Regions from separate parts of the Homo sapiens genome. Here region 2 is linked to region 1. The links are chromatin loops, found by intact Hi-C in ENCODE. Cell type or tissue: right lobe of liver. All regions are shown on one strand. Links, peaks and the distances in the headings refer to the core of each region. The heading gives the core; the rest is flanking DNA.

Region 1 (8,331 bases), core at 171-8,170:
GGTGGTTTGCTGCACAGATCAACCCATCACTTTGGTATTAAGCCCAGCATCCATTAGCTATTCTTCCTGATGCTCTGCCAATTTTTAAATAGCATTATTTGGGTTTGGGAGTTTTTTGTGTTGTTTTGTTTTGGGGGGTTATTTGGTTGATTGGTTTTGCTATTAAGTTATGTGAGTTCTTTCTATATTTTTGTTATTAGCCCCTTATGAGATGTACAGTTCACAAATATTTTATCCCATTCCATAGTTTGCCTTTGCATTTCACTTATTGTTTTCTTTGGTGTGCAGAAGCTTTTTAGCTTGATGTAGTCCCACTTGTTTGTTTTTCCTTTTGTTGTCTGTGCTTTTGATGTTATATCAAAAAATTCATTGCCAAGATCAATGACAAGGAGCTTTTCCCCTATGTTTTCTTCCATGAGTTTTATGGTTTCAGATCTTACATTTAAGATTTAAATACATTTTGAATTAACTTTTGTATATGGTGTAAACCAAGTGTCCAATTTTATTCTTTTGCATGTGCCTATCCAGTTTTCTTACCTTTACTCATCAGGGATATTGACCTGTGATTTTCTTTTCTTGTAGCATTCTTATCCTAGCTTGTCTCCTTTCAGGAATTGACAAGCTTATCCCAAAATTCTTATAGAAATCCAAGAATTCCATCTTGAATCTTAAAAAAAGTAAAAGTTCAAGAATTCACACTTCTCAGTTTCAAAACTTACTACAAAACTACAGTAATCAAGACAGTGCAGTATTGGCATATGTATCAGTGGAAAAAATTAGATTCCAGAAATAAATCCGTATAACTATGGTTGATTAATTTGGGGCAAGGGCCTATTCAATGGGAAAGGGATAGTTTTTTCAATAAAAGGTGCTGGGACAACTGGATATCTACATGTAAAAGAATGAATAATGTTGAATCCCTACCTCACACCATATACAAAAATTACTCAGAATGAATCAAAGGTTTAAATTTTAACAGCTAAAACTATCAGACTCTTAAAAATCAGAGAAAGAATTGAATTTGGACCTTAGATCTGATACCAAAATCATAAGCAAGAAAAATAACACTAGATAAATTAGACTTCATCACAATCTAAAACTTACTTCAGAGGACACCATTAAGAAAGTGAAAAGATAATCCAAAGAATAGGAGAAAAATTTTGCAAATCATATTTGTAAGGGATTTAAGTCTCAAACATATAAAACTACTACAAATCCATAATAAAAGCACAAATAAGGCCAGGCTTGGTTGCTCACACCTGTAATCCCAGCACTTTGGGAGACTGAGGGGGGCAGATCACCCAAGGTCAGGAGTTTGACACCAGCTGGGACAACAAAGTGAAACCCCATCTCGACTACAAATACAAAAAATTAGCTGGGGGTGGTGTCACATGCCCATAATCCCAGCTACTCAGGAGGCTGAAGCAGGAGAATCATCTGAACCCAGGAGGCGGAGGCTGCAGTGAGCTGAGATCACACCACTGCACTCCAGCCTGGGTGACAGAGTGAGACTCTGTGTCAAAAAAATAAATAATAAAATCAAATTAAAATTTAAAAACACAAATAATGCAGTTTGAAAATGGACATGCCGAAATCTGATACACATGCCTCCAAACAAAATCTACAAATTGCCAATAAGCACAGGAAAAGATGTTTAACATCATTATCCATCAAGTACATGCAAATCAAAACCACAATGAAATACTACTTTACACTCACTAGATGGCTACAATCAAAATACAGATAATAACAAGGTAAGGATGTGGGAAAATAGGAACCCTCATACACTGCTGATGAGAATGGAAAATGGTGCAACCACTTTGGAAAACAGTCTGGCAGTTTCTCAAAAAGTTGAACATAGAGTGTATTTGTCAAGGTTCTCAGAGGCAGAGAACAAACAGGATATATGTATATATGAAAGGGAGTTCATTAGGGAGAATTAGCTCACATAATTACAAGGCAAAGTCCCACAATAGGCCGTCTGCAAGCTGGGGAAGAGAAAAGCCAGTAGTGGCTCAATCTGAGTCCAAAAGCCTCAAAACCAGGGAAGCTGATAGTGCAGCCTTCAGTCTGCAGCCAGAGGCCCAAGAGCCCCCAGCAAGCTGCTGGTGCAAGTCGCAGTCCGAAGGGCTGGAGAACCTGGAGTCTGATGTCCAAGAGCAGGAGGAGCAGAAGCAAGCATTCCCCATGGGAAGAAGAAAGAAACCAGAAGACTAGGCAAACAAGTCTATCCCACCTTCTTCTGCCCGCTTTGTTCTGGCTGTGCTGGCAGCCGATTGGATAGTGCCCACCCACATTGAGGGTGGGTCTTCCTCTCCCAGTTCACTAACTGAAATGTCAATCTTCTCTGGCAACACCCTCATAGGAACACCCAGAAACAATACTTTACCAGCCATCTAGGCATCCTTCAATTCAATCAAGTTGACACCTAATATTAACCATCACATAGCGTTATCATGTGAATCAGCAATTCTCCTCCTAAGGATATGCCCCAAAGGATGAAAACATATGTCCACACAACATCTTGTCAAAAATATTTATGGTGGCATTATTCATAATAGCCAAAAAGTGGAAACAACCCAACATCCATCAACTGATGAACAGATAAATAAATTGTGGTCTATCCATACCATGGAATATTATTCAGCAATAAAAAGAAATGAAGCGGCCAGTCACCGTGGCTCACGCCTGTAATCCCAGAACTTTGGGAGGCCGAGGCGGGTGGATCACCTGTGGTTAGGAGTTTGAGACCAACCTGACCAATAGGATGAAACCCCATCTCTACTAAAAATACAAAAATTAACTGGGCGTCATGGTGGGCACCTGTAGTCCCAGCTACTCAGGAGGCTGAAACAGGAGAATTACTTGAACCTGGGAGGCGGAAGTTGCAGTGAGCCGAGACTGCACTCCAGCCTGGGCGACAGAGCGAGACTCTGTTTCAAAAAAAAAGAAAGAAAGAAAGAAATGGAGCACTGATACATGCTACGACATGAATGAACCTTGAAAACATTATTCTAATTTAAAAAAAGAAGCAAGTCTCAAAAAACCATATAGGATTCAATTTATTTGAAATGTCCGGAATAGGCAAATCTACAGACGCAAAACGTAGATTAGCGGTTGTCTAGGGCTGTGGCCATGGGATGTGGGAGAGTGGGAGAGTTTGGGGTGATGGCTGAGGGATGAATATGTTATTGGAGTAATGAAAATGTTTTTAAATTGATGGAGATGATTGACGCACAATTGTGTGAATATACGAAAAGCAAATGAATTGTAAGAAAATGGCTTACATTCCTTAGACTTACAAAATGGGGAGCAGGAAATGGAGATAGGTGACGACAGAGAGGTCAGCAGAGCGAAGCTGAGAATCATTAGGTTAACAAAGGTGGATCAGGAGCCCACCAAGTGGAGGCAGCATCAGGGCAAGGGAGTCTGTCTGAACAGGGACAGGATCATTGTTCATGGGCGTGCACGTTCCCACACCAGGGCATCCTATAGAAGAGCGAATGGGGGCTGAATTTACCCAGGCTCTGCTTACCAAGCCCGTGCCCACACGGCTGATCCTGCCCCCAGGCTGTTTTTAATAACTCACACTAAGGCCCTGTTTGGGGCTCGTGGCCCTCCTGCCAAGCTGACTCACTCCTGCTCTAACAAAGCTGTGAGACCATGTTCCTCCCACGTCTGGGTCCATGAGTCTCTGCTAGGGCTGACCCCAGCCCTGGTCCAGGAGTAAACATGACCCAGGACCAGCCAATCAGAGGTCTCCATCCCCTTGAACACAGGGATTGGTTCAAAGACAAACATGTGACCTAAAATGATCCAATAAGATTCTCTCTCCCAAGAATTTGAATCTTAAATGAAGTGACCCAGTGCTGGAAAGTGATTGCAGCTATTTCATCGTGATGGTGAAGCTGTGAGCAGAGTGCTACCAGGCCCTGCCTCCCAGCCCCCCATCCAGCTGTGGTGGTTCAGTGGTTCCTCCAACACGCTGATCCACCCCACAACCTTGCCATAAAGCCTGTGTTTTCTGCCTGTGTTGCTCTCTGTCACTTGCAACCACAGACTGGACCCTGCAAGTGCTGTATGGTCTAGCAAGGGGTCTCCCCAGCCAAGCACCCCCTGAGCCCAGCCTCCGGAAGATTCCTCTCCACACTCTACAAGGTCTTTGTGTCTATGTGCTTCTCGGTACATACAAGGTCAATAGCAGCTTTTTAGAGGTAACTCCATCAACTGGCCAGGAAACCCTTCCCAGGCTTCCTCTCCAGCTTCCTGAGGTTAATCTGACCCCAAAGGAGAGGCAGTGGGTGCCAGAAGCGGATCCTCCTGGGTGCCAGGACACTCATGGACTATGGGACTTTGGGCAGGGTGTCACCCCTCTCAAGCCCTCCATTTCCAAATTAGAAAAATGAGAGGGTCAGAGTGGACCCAACAACTCCCATTTACAGAAGCAGAAAGGGGTGGGATGGCAGAATGTTTAGGAACGTGGAGGCTGCCTGCTTAGAATCCCAACTCTGCCCGTAACTGCTTCTCTGCCTCAGCTTCCTCCTCCACAAATTAGGGACAGAAATAGGACCCACTTCCTTGGGTTGTTCTGAGGATCAAATAATTTAACATTTGTGAGGTGCTTAGAACACTGACTGGCAGGTGGAAAAGGTCGACGAATGTGAGCTATTAATAAGATTATATTACATTGTATAAGGGCTGCATATATATCATATCTTTTACATATCACAAAGACCTGGGAAGTCAATTCTATTATCACTGTTTTATATATGAGAGAACAGCTTGGAGATGTAAAGTGACTTGCCCAAGGTCACATAGGCAGGAAAGGAAGGACCCTGGATCCATACCCAGTGTTGCCTGACTCAGATAAGCCTGTGATTTTGACTATTTGCCCTTCCTGCTCTGATGTTCTCAACCACTGTTTCCCAATGTGTTACCACTAACAGGACACAAGATGATATGAAGTCATATGTGAATCATTTGTTTTATGATATTATTCATTTATTTTCATGCTTACCTTCTGTTCATGGTAAGTGAATGCAGGCTTTCCATTTACTCAGTGTATTTAAGTAAAAAAGAAAGTCTCTTAGCCTGGCACAGTGGCACATTCCTGTAGTCTCAGCTACTAGGGAGGCTGAGGCAAGAGGATCTCTTGAGCCCAGGAGTTTGAGTTCAGCCTGGACAACATAGCAAGACCCCATCTCTTTATTAAAAAAATAAATAAAACTGTTCTTTCATCAAAAAAGAAGGGTGGTAGATGTTAGTCCAAACTGCACCATTTTGTAAGCCCCCCACCATTTCGCAGACCTTGGTCAAAGTGAAACATTCCATGGGGGTTCAGGCCATGAGAAACAGCCTGCCTCTTATCATATTCTGCTGAGGGAAAGTTCAAGGAAAACCACATTCTGCTGGAACAAGGGCCAGAACCACCCATCCTGGGAACACATTATGAACATTCTCCCATGAAGCAGGCTATGCCCCCACATTCCAGACTCTTCCCCACAGGCCTATAATTGCCCCCGCCTATAAGCAGTGGTACACACTGATATTAAGCTGAACCCCCACCTCTGCAGGTTTATGCTGGACATAAATGCCTGCATTTGCTGTTGAGCCACGCTCTCTCTCTCTCTGCATCTTTCTTCAACCCTTGTCTTCTCTTCAAAACTTACCCAAAGGATTATAAACCATTCTACTATAAAGACACATGCACACATATGTTTATTGCAGCACTATTTACAATAGCAAAAACTTGGAGTCAACCCAAATGCCAATCAATGATAGAGCAGATAAAGAAAATGTGGCACATATACACCAGGGAATACTATGCAGCCATAAAAAAGAATGGGTTCATGTCCTTTGCAGGGACATGGATGAAGCTGGAAACCATCATCCTCAGCAAACTAACACAAGAACAGAAACCCAAATACTGCATATTCTCACTCATAAGTGGGAGTTGAAAAATGAGAACACATGGACACAGTGGGGAAACACACACCAGGGCCTGTCAGGGATTGGGAGCAAGGAGAGGGAGAGCATTAGGACAAATACCTAATTCATCATGGGCTTAAAACCTAGATGACAGGTTGATAGGTGCAGCAAACCACCAAGGCACATGTATACCTATGTAACAAACCTGCACATTCTGCACATGTATCCCAGAACTTAAAGTAAAATTTAAATTTTTTTAATGAGAATGGCTCAAGATGTAACTGAAGCTTTATTCCTGTGTTCATCATGCCCTTAAACTTCATTCAGTAAGACATATCTTCTTCTGCTTTCGTTGGAAACTTCCCCTAGACTCTTCTGCTCTTGACTGCCCGATGACACCAGCACTAGAAATGTCAGCCCCACGAGAGCAGACATCTGTGTTGGTTTGACAATGTAACGCAGCATCTAGAGGAGTGGTATGCAGTAAATATTTGTTGAAAGATTAAAATAGAGTCTCAATTCAATAAATAGTGTGTCCAGACCAAAGTAGTCATCCAACTCTGAACTCAATTTAACCATCGATCTTGCAGTTTCCCAGATCCACTCTATGTCGGACTGGAAGCTAGCACTGGGAAGGCGGGTGTGATTGGCTTCTCTCTTCCTTCAATCTGTCTGGCCCCATTGGGAAACTAGCACCTCTCCCTTCCGGGGCTGGTACATGGGAAGGAAAGAGGGCAAAGCAGTAGGAGTTGCAATTACATGAACTCATGCTGTGCACGCTGGCTTTGTCGCCTCTAGACCTGGCAGATGTTGAATACTGATCCTCTCATGGAGGACTTGTTAGCACTTTAGAGTTTCCTGCTGGAGTCTTTCCATCTGAAATCTGGGTGCATCTCTATTACAGGTGTTCTTTCCTTGTCCCTATGCATTCACCTCCACATTCCAGAAGGCCCTATTGGATGGGTCCCACGACGATCCCACATCAGCTCCCCCTCCCCTAGCTAGTCCATAGGAAACAGCCATACATCCCTTGCCTTGACAACCTCTGCAAGTGCAAACTGAACCCAACAGTTTTCCTGGTACCACTGGCTGCTTTGCCTTTTGCAAGGGGGGAAGTGACTCAAGCACTGGTATTCCATGTCTCCCAACTGCATGCAGGAAACACATTTCAAGCTCATCTAGGAGAAGAGTCTCTAAGAGTTGATAGTGCTCACCAAATAGCTATGTGCTCCTCTGTTTCTCAGTCTCTGTTGCATTTGGATGGAGGCCATGAAACAAGTTCTGGCCAGTAAAGTGAATGGAATGGCCATATGTCTCTTCTGGATAGAGGCACTTGAGAGCCAGATGTTTCCATCCTCTCTCTTCTCCCTTAAAGGCAGTAAGTTCCAGACAGCACTATCATAACAGGAAGAGGACAACCTGAACTGCACCAGACTTCAACTTGAGCTTGAAATAAATTGTTTTTGGATTAAGCAACTGAGATTTCTGGGTTTATTTGTTACTACAACAAAGCCTGTCCTATCCCAACTAATATATCCCATATTCTAGTCTTAAGGTTGTACTCTGCACACCCATCCCTAGCTTTGAGATAAAGAGAGCAGGTACCATATATTCCCTAAAGTAGGGAGAGGATAAGGTTTGCAGCAGTGCTTTCTGTACAGATATCATCTTTACAAATTATTTGTCTCTTCTTCATTCCCAATTATTTTCTATTTCTGAAACAGGTAAAAGGGGATTGAGAATTGTGGTATATGTGCCCAACTATTTCATTCGAAAATCTACATAGCTGGGTGCAGTGGCTCATGTCTGTAATCCCAGCACTTTGAGAGGCCAAGGCTGGCAGATCACTAGAGGTCAGGAGTTCGAGACCAGCCTGGCCAACATGGTGAAGCCTCATCTCCACTAAAAATACAAAAATTAGCCAGGTGTGGGGACAGGCACCTGTAATCCCAGCTACTAGGGAGACTGAGGCACTAGAATCACTTGAACCTGGGAGACGGAGGTTGCACTTGAACTCCGGGAGACAGAGGAGCTGAGATCACGCCACTGCACTGCAGCCTGGGTGACAGAGCAAGACTCTGTCTCAAAAAAAAAAAAAGAAAAGAAAAGAAAAAAATCTGTATACAGTGAATTGGCACCTCAGTTCAAAATTTCCCTTCTATCTTATCTTCGTGCCTAAGTGAAACTTCAATTTTAACATACTATTACACAAGACCGTTGTGCAAATAACAAGACTGAATAGTATTAATTACCATTCCATGCATTAAGTTGTGCTGGGCAAATAGCATTCATTATTATATTTAATTATCATAGCAACTCTGAGAGACAAGTTACTTTTGTTATGATCCTCATTTTACAGATGAAGAAACTGAGGGTCAGAGAGGTAAGTGACTTGCCCAAAGG
Region 2 (8,331 bases), core at 86-8,085, 59 kb before region 1:
TGAGGGCAGGGCTGAACACTGCCTAACACAGAGCAGGATCCCAATCAATATTGGTGGAAGCCCAGACAGAATATGAGTTCAGGAAACATTTGTTGAATGAATGAGTGAAAACAAGCCAACTCTCCAAGTTAGAAGTTATTATGGCGTGTCACATGCAGAGAATCAATGCCTAACTTAGCAAGGGTTTCCCAGGAATAAATATAAGGGTTGGAGGCCTGGAGCTGACAGCCAATTTTCTGGGCTGGTGATGTTCTCCCTGACGATATTCTTTTCCATCTTCATAATGTGAGAAAGCATTGCTTTCCCACCAGGGACTTTGATGCTAGGGTAGGTATTGAGGTAGGAACACAGCTCCAGAACCCGCTGCAGAAACCATCAGGAGAAAACTAAATCTGGTGAAACACATCAGCAGTGTCTGTGAACATGATGTATTAGTCCGTGCAAAGCAGGTGTTGCTGTGGTAACAAACAAACGCCCAAATCTTGATGGCTTAGTCCAATAACAGTTTACAGCTCACTGATGTCACCAATACATTGGGCAGAGGGTAGTGGTTCTTCTCCACGCAGTCACTCAGAGACCCACGTTCCAACCACGGTGGGGCTTTGCTGGGTCCAAAGAACAGCTTTCAAGGTCCCTATGGAAAGGGAAGAAAGAGAAGGACCATGCATGGGAGATATTTAATGGCCCAAGCCTAGGTAGTAAACATCCCTTCTGCCCACATTCTATTAGCCCTACCTACATGGAGTTGGAAATGTACTTTTCCTACAAGCCCAGAAGAGAAATGAGATGGTCTCATGAGCATATAGCATTGTCTGTGCCACACCAAGGAAGGATGGGACACTTGGTCTCCAGGAGCCACAGACGATATGATTATAACCAGGTTTCCTGTGAGAGCCTTGCCTGGAACTCTGAGTCCGGCTCTATCGGCTAAGCTGCTGGTCCGGTGGGTGCCAGTCTCCTGGGTGAAGAAATTGACATGCATGAGAGAAAGGGAACCTGGAGACAGAGGCTGAAATGTGTGTTTGGCTGAGAGGAGGGTTTCTTGGGGGCAAACAACAAGGGACTGGGGACAGGAAAGGCAGCCCACAGCATAGTTCCAGAATGAGACGCCAGGTCCCACTGTAGAAAATGTCTTCTACCCACTTCTCCCTGGATCTTTCGGGGGTTTGGTACTCTGAGCTCAGAAGGATGCTGCTCCATGTGAGCCTTGAGGACCTGCGTCTCTGGAGGTCGCTGGAAGCAATGCCTGGGCAGGACAGCTCTGGTCTTATGCACAAGGGCAGCTAGGGCGGGGACCAAGTAAGAGCACTGCCCTCAGGTGGCTGCACAGGTGAGGCAGAAATGAGAAGCCTGGAATGAAACCACAGAAGCTCCATGAAATGCCTTCCCCAAGACTACCAGAGTAACCCACAGAGACTTAAAAGGTAAACGCTGGGCCAGGCATGGTGGCTCACGCCTGTAATCCCAGCACTTTGGGAGGCCAAGGTAGGTGGATCACCTGAGGTCGGGAGTTTGAGATCAGCCTGACCAACATGGAGAAACCCCATCTCTACTAAAAATACAAAATTAGCCGAGCATGATGGTGCATGCCTGTAATCCCATCTACTCCGGAGGGTGAGGCAGGAGAATCGCTCGAAACCAGGAGGCAGAGGTTGCAGTGAGCTGAGATCGTGCCACTGCACTCCAGTCTGGGCAACAAGAGCAAAACTCCATCTCCAAAAAAAAAAAGGTAAACGCTAAGCTGAGCCATGGCTGTTTACAAGGCGTCACTGTATCCGCAGGCTACAGTCTTGGTGTTCAATGCACTCGATGGGAAGGGAACTCTGATTACTGCATGGCCTCTGCCATTTATCCTGAACAAGCCCGAGTGTTCACTGCAGTCCTCAGGCCTGTAATGTAATGTGCCCAGAGCAGGTGAGGCGGAAGACAAGAGGAGGAAAGATGTGTTCCAACAGGCTCATCATTAATCCCAGCACTGGGGTATCTGCCCTCTTTTGGTTTTGTGCAGGGACAGAGCCAGTCCTGAGTCCCAGCCTACCTGCCTGGGGCCCAACCTCCTGCCTCTCACCAGCCAGTCCCCTAAAGGGCCAGACCTTGTTCCTGCTTCCCATAATAGTTGGCTCCCACCACACCCTTCACTCTGAACATCGCCACTAAGCCACTGTGCCTGTCTCTTCCTTGCCGGTCCTCATGGGGAGCATAGGGCTGGGGATAGAAGTTAGACAGCAAGGAGATGCCCCACTCACCCCTAAAGGATCACAATTTTCAGAGCAAAAGGGATGCTGCTGCGTGCAGCAAAGGGATGCCGCGCTGCCCTGGGCAGTGGGAAAGGAATTCATGACAACGATGACAGTGATGATTAGCAATGATGGTGATGATGACTGTCAAGGGACTTAGCAGCGCTCTCTCTGAGCAACGCCCTCCTTCTTCTCTCACCCCGCACCCCAAACAGGGCAGGCCAGACCTCTTAGGGTCAGGCTAAGCACCGGGACCACCCGTCTTGCACTGAGGCAGGAGTTGTGCCTGATCTTTACGCTTCTTGATCTTTTGGGGATCGTGGATACCCTTGGGAATTTTATGGATGCTATGACTCCCTGCCTAGGGGAAAGAAAGCATACGTGTAGCTCATTGCAGATTTTGTGTACAATTTCAATGACTTCTCAAGGTTTTAAAAATCCACACATGAACTCTTTAGGGGTCAATGAATATATTAATTTATTCCATCACTCAATAAACATCTATGATGTCTACTAATAAGTGGCATGCTGAGTGTTTTCATCTGTAGTTAACTTCTTTGTCAGGGTTGAACATCAGAATCATCTACAAAAACATCACCTGTGGCCAAGGTAGCACAATTTTCAACGCTGACTGCACGTTAGAATTACCTGGAGAGCTTTTTAAAATTCTATTGCCAAAGCCTCACCTTAGGCCAATTAACTCTGTACCTCTGGGGGTGGAACCCAGGCATCCCCAGGCGAATCCAGTATGTAGCCAAGGGCAAAAACCACTGTCTTAGAAAATCTTGGTCAGATGCAGCAGCTCCTACTTGTCATCCCTGCACTTTGGGAGGCCAAGGCAAGGAGGACTACTTGAGGCCAGGCATCTGAGGCCAGCCTGGGCAACACAGCAAGACTCCGTTGCTATAAAAAAAAATTATTTTCAAGTGAAAAAAAAAGAAAATTAAAACATGTTTTTTAGAAGTTCCCTAGGTGGTGATGCACACCTCGGGGTCATTCATTTATTCACTAAATCAACGTCTAGTGAGCATCAGGCAGTGTGCTGGGCCTTGAGGGCAGAGCAGAGAATAAGAAATCAGAATCTCTGCCCTCATTAAGTTTATATTCTGGCTGAGGACCTGGCAATAAATAACCAGTACATAATTCATTCATGTCACAAGGAACATCAATTAGGAAGTGGCATAAAGGATGACAGCAGGGGCCAGGTGCAGTGCCTCACGCCTGTAATCCCAGCACTTCAGGAGGCCGAGGCAAGTTCGAGACCAGCCTGGCCAACATGGTGAAATTCCATCTCTACTAAAAATACAAAGATTATCTGGCTGAGGTGGCACATGCCCATAATCCCAACTACTCAGGAGGCTGAGGCAGGAGAATTGCTTGAACCTGGGAGGCGGAGGTTGCAGTGAGTGGAAATTATGCCATTGCACTCCAGCCTGGGCAACAGAGTGAGACTCTGTCTCAAAAAAAAAAGTGGGAGTGGGGGAGGCCAGGCTGTAATCCCAGCACTTTGGGAGACTGAGGCGGGCGGATCACCTGAGGTCGGGAGTTTGAGACCAGCCTGACCAACATGGAGAAATCGTCTCTACTGAAAATACAAAATTAGCTGGGCGTGGTGGCGCATGCCTGTAATCTCAGCCACTCGGGAGGCTGAGGCAGGGAGGCATGCCATTGCACTCCAGCCTGGGTAACAAGAGTGGAGCTTGCAGTGAGCCGAGATCACTCTGTCTCAAAAAAAAAAGAGGATGCCAGAGGGGAAAAAAGCACCCTGAGGGGTGAAAACAGCCAGTGCCAAGGCCCTGCAGCAGGTAAGAGCATCAAATCATGAAATCATGAGACCATGCTCCAAAGAGCTAAAGAAACCACTAACAGAAATTCTTGAATTTGCAGGAAGGCAAATAAAAAAAGAAACAATTTGAAACTCCTTTCACTTATAACAAAACCAGCTGCAATCAGCTGGAAGCAATATGGCCAACTGGAGTTAGTGCAAGACCAGCTTGCTGATGTCACAGCCTGAATTTCCACTGCATGTTTCACACTCACTCCCTCCAAATTTGCACATGGGACCCATGAGGAGGCATGAAGAGGTAACTGCACATGCCAAAGGTCTTTGCAGACCTCACTTCTCCTTGCACCAATAACCTACTAATCTCAGAATCCACTCCCTAAACCTTTTCTAATAAAACTACTGCCTTAAAGCCAGCACAGGGAGAGAGATTTGAGCTGACTCCTGCCTCCTTCTGAGCCAACTTGCAATAAAAAGCTTTTCTCAGAAACCCAGTTTCATAGTGTTGGGGTCCAGGGCATCCAGCTGTGAGTCCCTTTTGCAATAAGAGAGTGCTCAGCCTGGTCAAGCATCCAAGGTGAGAAAGGGGCAGGGCGTGGTGTGTGATGAAGTTGGGAGAGCCAGACCAGGCCAGGGCCTTGATGATCCGGCCTGCTGTATTCCCTCCTGTCCTCAAAACCACTCAGCAGGCCGGGTGCGGTGGCTTACGCCTATAATCCCAGCACTTTGGGAGGCCGAGGCGAGCAGATAGCTCCAGGTCAGGAGTTGAAGATCATCCTAGGCAACATGGTGAAACCCCATCTCTACTAAAAATACAAAAATTAGCCAGGCATGGTGGCGGGCGCCTGTAATCCCAGCTACTTGTGAGGCTGAGGCAGGAGAATCGCTTGAACCCGGGAGGCAGAGCTTGGAGTGAGCCCAGATCTCACTACTGTACTCCGGCCTGGATGACAGAGTGAGACTCCATCTCAAAAAACAAACAAACAGAAAATAAAAAATAAATAAAAATAAAAAAATGAAACACTCAGCAAGCAGGCAGAGACTTGGGAGAGAAGAAACTCGGCTCATAGGATCTCGGCTGGGACACACGCCTGAGGCCCCTGACCTGATGTCTGGCCACAGACTCCTCAGAAAGGCTCCCGAGAGGGTGACACCCACCCCCTCTGGCCATGAGCCCCTTTCTGCCCCACTCCTACCCTCCAGGCCAGGCCACTGATGTCACTGGTGCCAGGACAGCATTGTTCTCCCTCCCACACCCGCCTTCACCTCACAAGCCCCATCACCATGGGAACTGAGCCAGCCACTCAGAACACAGAGTTTTCAAAGGGCAGCCTTATATACGGAGTCACCTCTCCCCAGAGAGGTCACAGCCAACATTCAGAGGCCTCCCAGGGCCCCCTCTCCCTGGATAAACCACTTCAGCTGCCCCCCATTTTTCTCGAGGGAGAAAAAGGGGAATCCTCTGTCCAGAATGAGCAGGAAGGAGAGCCAAGCCTACAGTCACCCAGCTTAGAGCTCCAGTCCCCTGCGTGGCCACGCCATGCAGGAGTGGCTCAGGAGCCCCTGAAAGTGTCCAGCAGCTACCTCAGTGACACCCAGAGCAGCGAGAGTCATGTTTCCAGCGTGCAGCACCCGAGGCCAGAGGAGGGCAGCCATGCCAGCCTGAGCAGCGGGTACGCAGGGGACAAGGAGGGCAGCGACATCAGCTTGGTGGGCAGCCACCGGAGAGTGCGGCTGAACAGAAGGCTCAACACCCAGGCGGCCAGTAACCAAACCAGCCAGCTGGGCTCCATAGACCCTCCCAGCTCTCTAAAGAGCCGGCTGACTGGCCCCGCCCACAGCACCAAGCAGACTGGAGGGAAAGAGTGAGGCCAGCCTGCCCGGCAGCGGCAGCGGCAGCAGCATCCTGTCCAGCGCCAGCTTCATCAGCTTGGGCAGCAGTGCCCTCACCTACAAGGTGAGCAGCGGGCTGCTGACTTCCACAGCCAGCCTTCCCTCCACCCAGGCCAGCAGCCGTCAGAGCGTCCGGCTGGATGGCAGTGCCCAAAACAGGCAGAGCAGCCACACCAGCGTGCAGGAGGACAAGACGGGCGGCAACGTGAAAACCAGTGAGCAGGTCACCACGGGGGAGCAGCCTGCCCAGGTGTGCATGCCTTTGTGAGAATCCTCTCCAGCAGCCAGAGTCTCCCAGAAAACAACACACAGGCCCAGCAAACACAGGCTGCACCCAGAGTGGATATTCCCAAAACAAGTAGGAAAGGTGTTTTCAAAAGCACACACTGACTGTGTCAACCATCAGTGGGTAATCCCATTTGTAGCAACAAGCATCAGTGGGCAGGCCACATGTAGCAGGAAGGATCTATGCTGAGCACCGCCTATCCTGAGAACACAGTCAGTGAGGAGACTGTCTATACTGAGAACCACTGTTGCTAGGAAGAGCTGTAGTATCAAGATTCACCAATGCTGAGTCCACCTGTGTCAAAACAGCGAAGAGTAATGACATCGACTGTGAACTTCAGTGACAAGCCATCTATAACAAGATCCATCAATGGCAAAACCATCTGTAGTCAGCAGCATCCTGGTGGGACCCCCTGTACCAAAACTCATCAGTGGCGACAGATGTTCTCGATGGCAAACGCTGACGATATTAAGAACTGTCACGAGTTAGAACCTTCCATGATGAAACCATCCTAAATGATGAATGCCATCTGCAACCAACACCAGCCACGATGAGCTCAGAAGAAACAAGCTGCAACCATGGTTGGGACTGTCCATATCAAGAACCATCTGCAGTGAGCGCCATGCGTGGAGAGCCACATCCACATGAAACTTCATCCTGGCCAAGCAGCACCACACTCTGTCCATCATTGTCACTGCCCGCAGAAGCACTAGCAAGACAGCCACGGTGCACACGGAGCACCTTCACGACTCTCAGCTCCCCCAAGGAGTCCAGACTAAGTGACTGTCACCAGAGAAGGATCATCAGGAGCAGCCAGGGATGCCCCCGGCACACAGGGACTAGGTCTAGTGAGAACATTAGAGGGCGGTGTAAATGGATCCCCATGCCTGGGCACCTGTAATCCCAACTACTTGGGAGGCACCATCCCAGAGAGCTCCAAGCGTCCTTTTTTTTTTTTTTTTCCTTTGAGTGCTGTCTCTGGACATCTTCAGCCCAGAATCTTCTCAGGAGCAAAGGCTTCCTGATGCCTCATTCATGTCAAGAAAGGAGGCCAGGAGCCATCCTGTGTTCAGATGGTTGAGACAGTGACTACGATGGCAGGACAATGCCGTGAGAAGCACTTCATGGTGACAGAGCCCAACCCAGCCGGGAACAGCTGCGATGGGGAAGCTCTGGAGCATTTTGTGAGCACCGTCTCGGTGGATGGGAAAGCCGAAGTCTCTGCCCGTCTCTTACTGGAGGCACTAAACCCCCTCCCTGGGTTGACCTCACAGACATTGAAGTGAGTCTGCCCACAAAGGAAAAGAGGCCAGAGACTGTCGTGAAGACATCCACTAGGTACCAGAAGGAAAGCTGAGGGGGCAGCAAAGACAATAAAAGGTGTCTAGAGAGGTCATATGTGTGTGGGTCTGTGTGTGCGTTCCCGGCCGAGCTCACAGGAGGGGTGGGCCACAAACACACTAAAGAACCATGGAGAGAGTTGGGCATGGCTACCAACTCTGCCACTGCTGTGCTGGCCATCTGGGCAAAATAGTTAAACTTTCAGAGCCTCAGTTTCCTCATCTGGGAAATGGGGACAGTAACCCCTATTTCATACATAGGATGGTTATGTGGATTACATGAAAATGTATATCAAGTACCCAGCAAGGGATAAGTACTAATGTAATGTATTTCTTTCCCTTTTCTTTTTTTTTTCCTTTTTATTTTTTAACTTTTAAGTTCAGGGGCACATGTACAGGATGTGCAGGTTTGTTACAGAGGAGAATGTGTGTCATGGGGGTTTGTTATACAGATTATTTTATAACCCAGGCATTAAGTGTAGTATCCATTAGTTATTTTTCCTGATCTTCTCCCTCCTCCCACTCCCCACCCTCCGATAGACCCCAGTGTGTGTTGTTCCCCTCTATGTGTCTATGTGTTCTCATCATTTAGCTCCCACTTCTAAGTGAGAATATGCGGTATTTGGTTTTCTGTTCCTGCCTTAGTTTACTAAGGATAATGGCCTCCACCTCCATCCCTGTCCCTGCAAAGGGCATGATCTCTTTTTTTTATAGCTGCATAATATTCCATGGTGTATCATTTTTCTTGCTTATGGGTAAAATGGGCACAATGGTTTCTGTCTTGCTTCACTC

Evidence for each region. Peaks named below come from ENCODE experiments on the same cell type or tissue, not always from the same donor. Only the 100,000 strongest peaks of a DNase experiment are listed, where the experiment ranks them.
Region 2: it touches region 1 in a loop (4-fold over the local background); 2 of 110 quality-filtered maps call a loop at or near these places.

What each region holds. Positions count from the first base shown.
Region 1 is chr16:27,120,313-27,128,643 of GRCh38, forward strand. No RefSeq gene overlaps it. Among named protein-coding and RNA genes, the nearest start is that of LINC02129, 52 kb to the right of the region's middle. In right lobe of liver, for the core only: no CTCF peak of the experiment used is centred there; no DNase peak of the experiment used is centred there.
Region 2 is chr16:27,061,572-27,069,902 of GRCh38, forward strand. It overlaps C16orf82 (chromosome 16 open reading frame 82), which reads left to right and starts at 5,356. Exons shown (of 1, transcript NM_001145545.2): 1 at 5,356-7,595. The coding sequence starts at 5,425. The coding sequence ends at 5,889. It overlaps LOC105371154 (a long non-coding RNA gene), which reads right to left and starts at 1,166. Exons shown (of 3, transcript XR_950954.2): 1 at 1,144-1,166; 2 at 740-958; 3 at 413-634. In right lobe of liver, for the core only: no CTCF peak of the experiment used is centred there; no DNase peak of the experiment used is centred there.